2 separate regions of the Mus musculus genome follow, and region 2 is linked to region 1. Evidence: chromatin loops called from intact Hi-C (ENCODE). Cell type or tissue: heart. All regions are shown on one strand. Each heading gives the region's core, and the rest is flanking DNA. Links, peaks and the distances in the headings are about the cores only. Region 1 has its middle 22 kb from the start of Capn2. Region 2 has its middle 4.9 kb from the start of Degs1.

What was found. Hi-C counts contacts between places; a loop is a spot of excess contacts. Peaks named below come from ENCODE experiments on the same cell type or tissue, not always from the same donor. Only the 100,000 strongest peaks of a DNase experiment are listed, where the experiment ranks them.
Region 2: it touches region 1 in a loop (2.3-fold over the local background); 3 of 42 quality-filtered maps call a loop at or near these places.

Annotation. Positions count from the first base shown.
Region 1 is chr1:182,536,537-182,541,917 of GRCm38, reverse strand. No RefSeq gene overlaps it. Among named protein-coding and RNA genes, the nearest start is that of Capn2, 22 kb to the right of the region's middle. In heart, for the core only: a CTCF peak has its summit at 2,320 (motif pointing right); DNase peaks (open chromatin) are centred at 2,387 and 2,687; H3K4me3 peaks cover 624 bases; H3K27ac peaks cover 685 bases.
Region 2 is chr1:182,285,025-182,290,405 of GRCm38, reverse strand. No RefSeq gene overlaps it. Among named protein-coding and RNA genes, the nearest start is that of Degs1, 4.9 kb to the right of the region's middle. In heart, for the core only: a CTCF peak has its summit at 2,400; no DNase peak of the experiment used is centred there.

The DNA of each region.
Region 1 (5,381 bases), core at 328-5,327:
TAAAGACCCAATCAACCAAAGTCCACAATTCTAGAAAAGTCTTTAAATATGCTAACCTTGCCTTTTGGCTTCTGTAGTTCTGCTTCTGGCTAACGTTTCTCGTTAACTGAAGTGTGTCAGCCCAGGACTTGGTTTTTATGCTTAAAAGCTCACCCTGAGAAATGCTCGGGGCTTCCAAATTACCCAGCTGACTAGCTAATGAAGACTTTCTTTTGTCTTAAACCCATGTCTGAACAGTCTTCTCTGGTGACTACCCCACAACAAACTCAAAACAATTGTGACAATACGCCCGAGACCTGTGCCAGTCCAACCAGAGAAGATCCCAGTGGTGGGGACGGGGGTGGACATAACTCCCTCCCGTAAACTGAGGAGCAATCGCTCTTTGATAGTTTCAGGGAGAGAAAGAGTCAGTCTTTTCTAATGATATGACCCTGGGAGATTGACAACACACCAGGCGAGAACCCCACCCAAGACTAGCTGGGCAACATAGACTGGACTCAATGGAGAAAAAAAGAAAAGTCTCAATGTGGGTGGGAAGGGATGGAGAGGGTAGTAGTGAGAGGAGTTGGGGGAGGGGAGTAAATGTGGTCAATGTGTCAAAGAATTGATAAAATGTTGCTAAAATGTTTTCTTTAAAACAGGTTATAAAAGATTGGGTCTCTAAACCTTCTGTCATGGATGAGGGAGGCCCAACCCTGAGGATCTACAGGCAATCAGTGGTAGTTGAGGGCGAAACACTTCTTCAGTGGTGTAGCCATTGGAGAGATGCCCATGCGCCAATAAGTTATCTTACATCCCTGTTTCTGATAGTAACGTTAATTATAGTGACTGGTTCTCCCCAAAGAGAGGGGAGAGTTGTGAAGGAAGGAGGACTAACTGGGAAGAAGGGGATCTGCAGAGTGAGGGAAGACCAGAGAGGGTAGTCATGGGGTCACACAATCAAAACACATGAACATGCAATAATAAAAGTCTGGTGTATAATTAACATGTGAAAATTGAAACCTTTAAGACAGAAAATAATAAGACATAGAGGGATCCAGAGGCTCCGGAGTGATGATCCTAAACTTGCCAGACATCAGACACTGGACAGACTCATCCATCTTCGGCTATTTGTAGCAGTGGACCCCAAAGGTCACGCCAGCATCCCACAAAGAAATCGTCTTTCCACTCCCTTTGCTGAGAACTTGCTCCACAGCCATGTCCTGAGTGATGTGCCTGAGAACCAATCCCCAAAGCATAGGGAAAGTAGTTACGGTTCGGCCTCCCAGGCTCCATACGGAGTGGCACCCTCCTGCTGCATGACTTTCTTACGGCTGCAGTGACAAATGGAGTGGCTCAAGAGCTGAAGGGTCCCAGTCAACCTCACTAGATTACATCCAGAGCTCCCCTGCATGCAGGAGTTCATGCACTTGCCACCCTCTGTGTTTAGACACTGACTGCATACTGTGGTTTATGGACTGCCTCTGCCTCGCATCGCTTCACTTCCTGGCCTCCTTTTTACCCTACAAAGTACCACAGTGCAGCTTTGGGAAATTAGGGTGTGGTCATCTTCAGGAAGCTGTTACTCAGCCTACCACAGTCCCCAAGCCTCAGCCAGCAGGGACAAACACAAAACGAAGGGTTCTTAGAGGCAGATTCCTGTGTGCATGTTAAAAGTAGAGGTAGACAGATTATAGGTAGATAATAGAGGATAGAAAGAGTGTAAGAGATAACAGATAGATAAATGGTAGATAAATGATAGAGACAGTGAGTGAGAGATGATAGATAAATGATAGATAATAGGTAGATTGTGATAGACTATAGACAGATATAATAGATGATAGATAATGATAGATTATTGATAGGCTATAATTGATTGATAGAGAGATGGTAGATGAATGATAGATAGATAGATAGATAGACAGATAATTAGGTAGATGAGTAGATTGTGATGATAGATGATAGATACATAGATAATGATAGATGATAGAAATATGAATAATAGATTGTAGATAGATGATGATACAAATAGATTATAGATATATAATAGTAAGATTATAGACAGACACATAGATAGATGATAAATTGATTATAGATACATACACATACATACATAGATCGGCTATGATGGACAATTGGTAAATGCATGAATAACAGAGACAGATATTACATACATATTGTGAAGGAGTTGGTATCAGCCAGAGGGCTTTGAAATCTGAATATTGATAAATACACCAGTGCACTTTGCTAATTTTAATTGCTTATGCTGGAAAGGCCTTTTAGGTAGAGATTTCTTTTCTGTACTGCTGACTTAATTTTTTTCTTGAAATAACATTACTATATTTTGCCACACGGTGGAGCCAACGAAACATCAAAGAGGCCTTTGCAGCCGCCATTTTGTCCTTTCTGACTGGTTGTGACATCATCCACCACCGACTGGTCCCTGCACGGTTTGGGTATTTAGAGGATTCATGTTTGCTCAGGCAATCTCAGGGAACTTTGCAGTTGTCTGTACTCAAAGAAACCGTCTGAGCTCCACACAAGAGTAAAGACAGAAGTTCTCTCCTGACAGCTGTCAGTGTGACTGGGATGAGAGCGCTGGGTGCCATTGTGAGGGAATAGGAGGTGGGTGTTGGCGTGGGGAGTGGGGGGTGGGGAAGATGCAGGGTGTCATTGTCATCAAGAAACCCAAGTCCTTCCCAGGTCTGCAGGAGAGGGAGTCAGCTGGGCTGGGGGTGTAGGAGATTGCTTCTGGCCAGAGCTTTGCTCCCAGGGGTGCATCTCCATGCCCTTGGCTCTCCTGTGACAGGGTCTATATTGATCCCTCTCCAACCACACCTATCACACAGGCTCCTTCCCTTTGATACACTGTCACAGGTCACCACATCATACACTCTTTGGCCTCTGTGTACCTGCAAGGTTCGCCTCTGGCCTCCACCAGCACCTACACAAAGATTCTTTGTGTGACCAAACTTTGGTCCGGCTCCTGAACCTCCTGAGTACTTCTGAGTACTTTTTTTTTTAAAAAGATATTTTCTTCATTTACAACTCAAATGCTATCCCAAAAGTCCCTTATACCTCCCCCCAACCCTGCTCTCCAACCCACCCATTCCTGCTTTCTGGCCCAGGTATTCCCCTGTATTGGGGCATATAATTTTTGTAAGACCAAGGGCCTCTCCTCCCAATGATGGCCGATTAGGCCATCTTCTGCTTCATATGCAGCTAGAGACATGAGCTCAGGGGATACTGGTTAGTTCATATTGTTGTTCCTCCTATAGGGTTATAGACCCCTTCAGCTCCTTGGGTACTTTCTCTAGCTCCTCCATTGGGAGCCATGTGTTCCATTCAATAGATGACTGTGAGCATCCACTTCTATATTTGTCAGGCACTGGCATAGCCTCACTAGAGTCAGCTACATCAGGGTCCTGTCGGCAAAACTTGCTGGCATATGCAATAGTGTCTGCGTTTGGTGGTTGATTATGTAACGGATCCCTGAATAGGGCAGTCTCTGCATGGTCCTTCTGCAAGAGCAAAACCCCAACTGTAACAACAAAAATAACAGGAAGCAATAATTACTTTTCTTTAATATCTCTTAATATCAATGGACTCAATTCCCCAATAAAAAGACAGACAAACAGACTGGCTACGTAAACAGGACCCAACATTTTGCTGCATACAGGAAACACATGTCAGAGACAAAGACAGACACTACCTCAGAGTAAAAGGCTGGAAAACAATTTTTCAAGCAAATGGTCCAAAGAAACAAGCTGGAGTAGCCATCCTAATATAGAATAAAATCGACTTCCAACCCAAAGTTATCAAAAAAGACAAGGAGGGGCACTTCATACTCATCAAAGGTAAAATCTTCCAAGATGAACTCTCAATTCTGAGTACTTTTAACAAAGAACTCTATTAAGTCACCTTAATATGCCCATTCTCAGGACAGCCAGAATTTAAGGTGCTTGCTGGCATGCCCGACAACCTCAGCTCCATCCCTGGAACAGTGGTTCTCACCCTTTAGTACAGTTAGCTCCTCGGGTTCCCGTGATCCCAACCGTAAAGTTATTTTCATTGCTCTTCATAGTTGTAATTTTGCAAGCGTTACAAGTTGTAATATAAATGATATGCAGGATATCTGACATGCGACCCCTGTAAAAGCATATTGTGACCCCCCCAAAGGGGTCGTGACCCATAGGTTGAAAACCACTGTCTAGGAACAACATGGTGAAAGGGAACAGACTCCTTCAGATTGTCCTGTGACCTACACACACACACACACACACACACACACACATATGCATGCATGCAATATATGTGCATGATTACCCCCAAACACACACATACACACACATACACCACATACATACACAAATGAGTGAATGAATGAATGAAAGAATGAATGAAAAAATAAAGAATCCCTCCACCCACATTCTGTTTAGCATCAATGTCTAATGAGGTCTCTGTCACCCACTATCTTTGGATGTCTGATCACCTGACTTGGCTTCATCAAAAATGCTGTTAGGTGAGTGTGATGGCTGGTTTTGACTGTCAACTTGATTGAGTTAAGAAACATGTTGGGCAGCAATGAGGCATATCCTAGGGTGTGGCTCACAACACTGCCTCTAGAGTGGTTTAAATGAGGTGTAGGTGACGCTACCTTGTGAGCTAAAGCTTGGGACATGAAAAAGGAAGAAGGAGAAAGGCCACTGAGCACCGACCTCGCCTGTCTCTGCTTGCTGGTGTGCACAGATCCAAAGCGTGCCAGCCACAGTCTCTGCCATGCCTTCCCACAATGATAGACTACTCTGCCCTCTCAAACCACAAGCAAAACAAACCCATCCTCCCAGGGGTTGCTCTTTGCCAGGGACAAGTCTCGGTGATGACTCTGGTAACTGAGTTATAAATAACTGGGTTAATCCAATCCCCATACCCTGAGGCTTCCACCTACTGACCCAGACCTGCTCCTTGACTGTCACTTGACTGTCACTTCCCACTAGCTCCCTGGCTTCCTTGCTCAGAAACCCCATCACCATGGTCTTGTTTTCTATTATGATGGTTCAGAATAGTCTTCTTTATCATACTTAAATATACCACTGAATCATGCATGTTTTCTTCAAAACTCCCATCCCACACTACCACCACCCTAGTCACCGCACCAACATACTATTCTCAAGAGGCTGAGAGATGCCAGACTCTCCCTGGCTTCCATGATTGGATCCCAAAATGCCCTGAGGGAAATAGGGAGGAGCTGAGCCATGTGTGAAAGGGCAGCCTGATCCCAAATGGACTCCCCCAAAGATTTCTTTAACCTGAACCCTCAAACTCTCATATCAGCCAGAACTCACAGTTTAGGGATGGGCTGAGCTACAGAGAGTAAGAAAAGGAGACTACAGGAAGTGCTT
Region 2 (5,381 bases), core at 272-5,271, 250 kb after region 1:
TTATTTACTATCTTTGAAGCTTTTATTGAGATATCTTAGGGAATAACTATTGAAATGTACAGGGTGGGGTTTTGTTTGTTTGTTTGTTTGTTTTGTTTTTTGCATATATCCTTAGAATACTAGAATTTCCCTCAATGCTATCTGGAAATGGATCTGTTCCTTAGGATGTTCCTCCGAGCCCCTCTGGGTCTATGGGTCTGCCTCTTCTCGTGGGTAAAACTCTGACTTCTTGCTCTGAACCTAAAGGCAAGAGCAGCAATTACTTCCTTTCTGCAGGACATCCCTATTTTATAAAGCGTGAAGATTTATAAAGGGTGAGAAGATGAATCTGATTGTTCCCAGTCCAGCACTGCTGGTGTGGAGCCTCCACTGAATCAGGGCAGGGGGCGTGAGAGGAGCACTTGACTGCTTGGCTCCACCTCCCTGGAACTTAGCAACTGCAATTTGGACTCACTGGCAATCTTATCCCTCCAGGGAGATTGTAGTTCTTGGCTGAAAACTATTGGGGCTGGTCTGGTGGCTGCTATGTATTCCAATGCTAAAAGACTGTATCTCAAGATCTGGTTGTCCCCAAGAAGAGCAAATCCTCAAGTTCACCAATTTTTGTTGTATGAACCTTGCCTCTTAAATTTAAGAGTTTAATCTGATTGGTTAATAAAGATGCCCACAGCCGGCCGAGCAGTGGTGTCCTATGCCTTTAATCCTAGCACTTGGGAGGCAGAGGCAGGCAGGTTTCTGAGTTCGAGGCCAGCCTGGTCTACAGAGTGAGTTCCAGCTAGGACAGCCAGGGCTACACAGAGAAACCCTGTCTCGAAAAACCAAAAAAAAAAAAAAAAAAAAAAAAAAAAAAGATGCCCCCAGCGTGGGCTAGGAAGAAGAGAGGGGACAGAGAAAAGGTCCCCAGGCTTGGGATGTCAGGAAGGAACAAGGAGGTGAGATAGAAAGAAAGGGGGTCGCCATGGGGAAGCAGGAGCGTGAACGCATGGGCATGCGGGTTACCTGAAGGAACAGGACATTGCCTGGGATGCAGACTCTGTTCTGTCCAGTGGGGGTTGGCTCAGATGTCAGGGACAGTCACTCTCCTTGCTGAGATTCAACTTTTCTGAGATAAATATTTACATATTTTTCTGTGTATTCCCAGAACATTTCTGGAGACTTTTTATTTTCTCTCTCCCCATTCTGGGGGCATTGTATATCTTCCATCTGTGTAATGCACACATTTAGAATGCAGATGTACGCTCTATTGATCAGCCAGGTTAAACAGGGCAGGCTGTTTTCCCTGAATAGCCAAGATCTGTTTAGCCCCCATTCTTTGAGAAGACTTCCTCTGAATAAAGTCTACAGTATTTTGCAATGCAAGTATTTCCAACCTGGAGAGACCAAAGGAGCTGCATGCATTCAGGGTTTTGGGGGGTCCAAGGGATCAAGTTTGAAGTCTTCATAATGCCCAGACTGGAACAATACCCAGCACCATCAACCCTCACTACCTTCACCCCACCCCCACCCCCCACATGCTTAGAGTCTGGCACAGAGCAAAGCATTCAGGGAACCTTTCTGCACAGCCAGTGGTCGGCCCACTGTCTTTTCCCCCAGTTAGATATGTAAGAAGGCACGAAGACACCTGTTACAGATCCCAGAGTCACACCCAGTTCTGTATTATAGTTCTGCTGAAGGCACTGGGGTGGAGGGGAGGGGTGTTCAAAGAGCTTCTTATACCTCCACTCTGGAAGTGAGTTTCTTAAGCATGCTGTAGTGTGAGTTTGTCTGGAACAGTTGGCTGACTCTCTTCTAAAGGCCCCTTTGTTGTTGACAGCTTGGTCCTCAGCTCCTTAGGAAGCAGAACCTCGTTGATCTAGTTAAAAGTCTGGAGTTTCAAGCAAATTCTTGAAGGGATTATTAGAATCTCTGTCTCTTTGTGTCTCTGTCTCTCTTTGGGTCTCTGTGTCTGTCTGTCTCTGTCCCTCTGTCCCACTCCCCTTGCTGGCTGTCATGACAAGAGTCTCCTGGGCTGTGTGCTCCATGACATGCTGTGCTTCAGCAGATCAAGGAAGAATGGCTGAAAGCTGATGGAACGGTGAGCCACAATAAATTTCTCTACTTAGAACTGAACTCCTCTGTCGTATCTGTTACAGAAAAGACACATTTCCCACACTACCCCGGACAGTTTGCACTCACCCGTGGCTGCTGGTTCTCAGATCTGTTCCTCTGGATTTTCCTGCCCTGTGCTGCAGAAAGGCAGGCCTTCCGTGAAGTTTTTCATGGTCCCCCCTCAGCTGGATTCAGTCTGTGTTTGGTTAATGGGAAAGAAAGGGGAGCGAGAAGAAACCAGGGGTTTCTCCCATCCTCTCCCTGCGCTAACTCCTCCCAGCAGGCCCTCTGTGGCTCTGCTGTCACTGGGTGGTGCTGAAGTCCTACTGTCTCCTACTGAGGAGGAGGCCTTCCAACCCAGGGACAGTGTCCTCTCTGTCCCTTGTTTGGCTCTCAACCCGTCAGCTGCGTAATCCGCATGTTGTAATAGATTCCTTGTGTAGTAGATGAGTTTTGAGCAATGTCCTTCTGTTTTTCTCTAGTTAGATTATGACGGAGATTTTACAACATTCCCTGTTCTGCTAAATTCTTCATTTCATTCTTTTCTCCTGCTCTGCTGCCCATATTATCCTTACCAGTTCTTAGAAGCTCGTGTATTTTATCATGATTTAGCGTGTGTGTGTGTCTGTGTGTGTGTGTCTGTGTGTATGAGAGAGAGAGAGAGACAGAGAGAGAGAGAGAGAGAGAGAGAGAGAGAGATCCATGTTAGAGGACAATGTGTAGGTGTCATTTCTCTCCCTCCTTCCACCAGGAGAGTGTTGGGTATTGAACTCGGGTCATCAGGCCTGGCAGCAGGCTCCTTTGCCTACTGAGTCTTTTTTGCCAGCCCTTCCTGATACGAGTCCTTTGTTGACCACAGCATGAGAAATATCTCCCCACACCTTATGGTTTGTCTTGACTTTCCTTTGAAGTCCTGTTCTTCCGCAGTCTTGCTATAGAGCTGAGGGTGGCCTTGAACTCCTGATCACACGTCTACATTCTCAGTACAGGGGGGACAGATGTGCACTGCCAAGGGTGGCTTTCACATCCTACCTGCAGGTGATATCAGGATAGCATAATACTGTTCCCGCTGTGAGGCATTTAACCACTTGCTCTGGAATGAAGCCATCTTTTGATTACAGCAGAAGAGAGACAACCAAGGAGGGTAAGACAGCTGTGGAGTTCATAGATAACTGTGATGTCCACCTTAGATGTCCACCTCTATAAACCCCTCCTTCAGCTCCCTTCCACATGACATGCTGTTTGGCTCTAAGGCTGCCTTCTTTCTCCTACCAGTCAGAAGTAAATTCATTTACTCTAAGTATGAATTGAGTCTCAGTCTTTGGTCTTTCCCTGAGGATTTGAACACCACAACTCCATCAGTGACCTTCGAATAGATGGAGTGTTACCATTTTAACCTTGTGTAACCTCAGTTACATAGTGGCTTCATGGCCAGTGTGTGCTACATGAGACCCTGTCTCAACAACAAAACAAAACAAAAAAAAAAAAAACAAATAAAATCCATTTTTGAGACATTTGTATTCTAGGCTGGCTTCAGACTTACTAAATAGCTGAACTCGAACCCCTGGTCTCTCCGGAGCACCCAAGTGCTGGGATTGCACGTATGTGCCACCATGCCTGGCTTACAAAGTAGTTTTGTACATGAGTTTCCACCAAGTTGTCTTGCAAAATTCTTTTATTTTATTCCGGAAATGCAGTTGTTAGATTTCCTACATTGATGATGTCAAAGACAGTTAATTTTTATCAAACCAATTTTCTGGTTTTTGTTAAGGCCATCATATATATTTTTTTCTTCAACATACTTTTCCCCTTACACGGAGGGTGAATTGGGAGACAGAAGCATGAATAATTGTCTGGCTTTCTTGGGAAAACAAGAGAGTGTGAAGCTTCCTGGGTGACCCTCTTACAGTATGTAGATTAAGCAGTTAGATGAGCAACTAATTAATTGTTAAGTGAAGTATCTAAATCCACAGGCCTAAAGACCAACTTACAGAAGGCTGTTGAACCCCTCCTGGATAGGTAACTCAGCCAAGGGAAGGTGTTCCCCAGAGGCCAGACCCCCAGAAGGAAGAAAGAGGACTGTATGGGAGATAGGTTGGTGTGCAGACTCAGACTGGAGAACGTATGGCACACAGGATGCCAGCAGGCGACTGGGATGTAAGATGCTCTCAACTCTCTACAGGAGCAGTTCCCATAGGCTAATGCTTGCCAGTGTCATTATTAGATTTCAACTGAGTGGCTTTTGAAATGACATAAAAATAAACTGCTTAGCCCACCCTGGTGCGGCATGCTATAAATTTCAGCACTCTTGAGGCAGGCTGTCTCTGGGAGTTTGTGGCTAGTCTGATCTCCACAGAGGTTCCAAACCAGCCAGGGGTACATGAGACCATGGCTCAAAAGAAATACATTTTGAAAAAGAAGAAAAAGGAAAGGAAAGGAAAGGAAAGGAAAGGAAAGGAAAGGAAAGGAAAGGAAAGGAAAGGAAAGGAAAGGAAAGGAAAGGAAAGGAAAGAGGAGAGGAGAGGAGAGGAGAGGAGAGGAGAGGAGAGGAGAGGAGAGGAGAGGAGAGGAGAGGAGAGGAGAGGAGAGGAGAGGAGAGGAGAGGAGAGGAGAGGAGAGGAGAGGAGAGGAGAGGAGAGGAGAGGGCAGCTGGGTGGTGGTGCACACCTTTAACCCCAGCACTTGGGCAGCAGAAGCAGGAAGATTTTTTGACTTTGAGGAATTCCAGGACAGCCAGGGCTGCACAGAAACCCTGTCTCAAAACCAACCAACCAACCAAACAAACAAATAATGGAAACATTTAAATTATATGAAAGAGAGCTAGAGAGATGGCTTATCAGTTAAGAGCACTGACTGCTCTTCCAGAGGTCCTGAGTTCAATTCCCAGCAACCACATGGTAGCTCCCAGCCATCTGTCATGGGATCTGATGTCCTCTTCTGGTGTGTCTGCAGACTGCTGCAGTGTATTCACATACATGAAATAAATAATTCTTTTTAAAATTATATGAAAGAATGTGTCAAGTTCACCGTATGGCTGCTGGGAGACTTCTGGGAAAGCTATTTCTGTTTACTCCAGATAGAGAAACAGCAGCAACCCAAATAAATAATTCTATCCAGCTTGGCGCATGTCTTAGTGTTTCTGTTGCTGTGAAGAGACACTATGATCAAGGCAACTCTTATAACGGCAAACATTTAATTGGGGTTCAGTCCATTATCATCCAGGCAGGAAGTATGGCAGCATCCAGGCAGGCATGGCACTGGAGGGGCTGAGAGTTCTGCATCTTGTTCTGAAG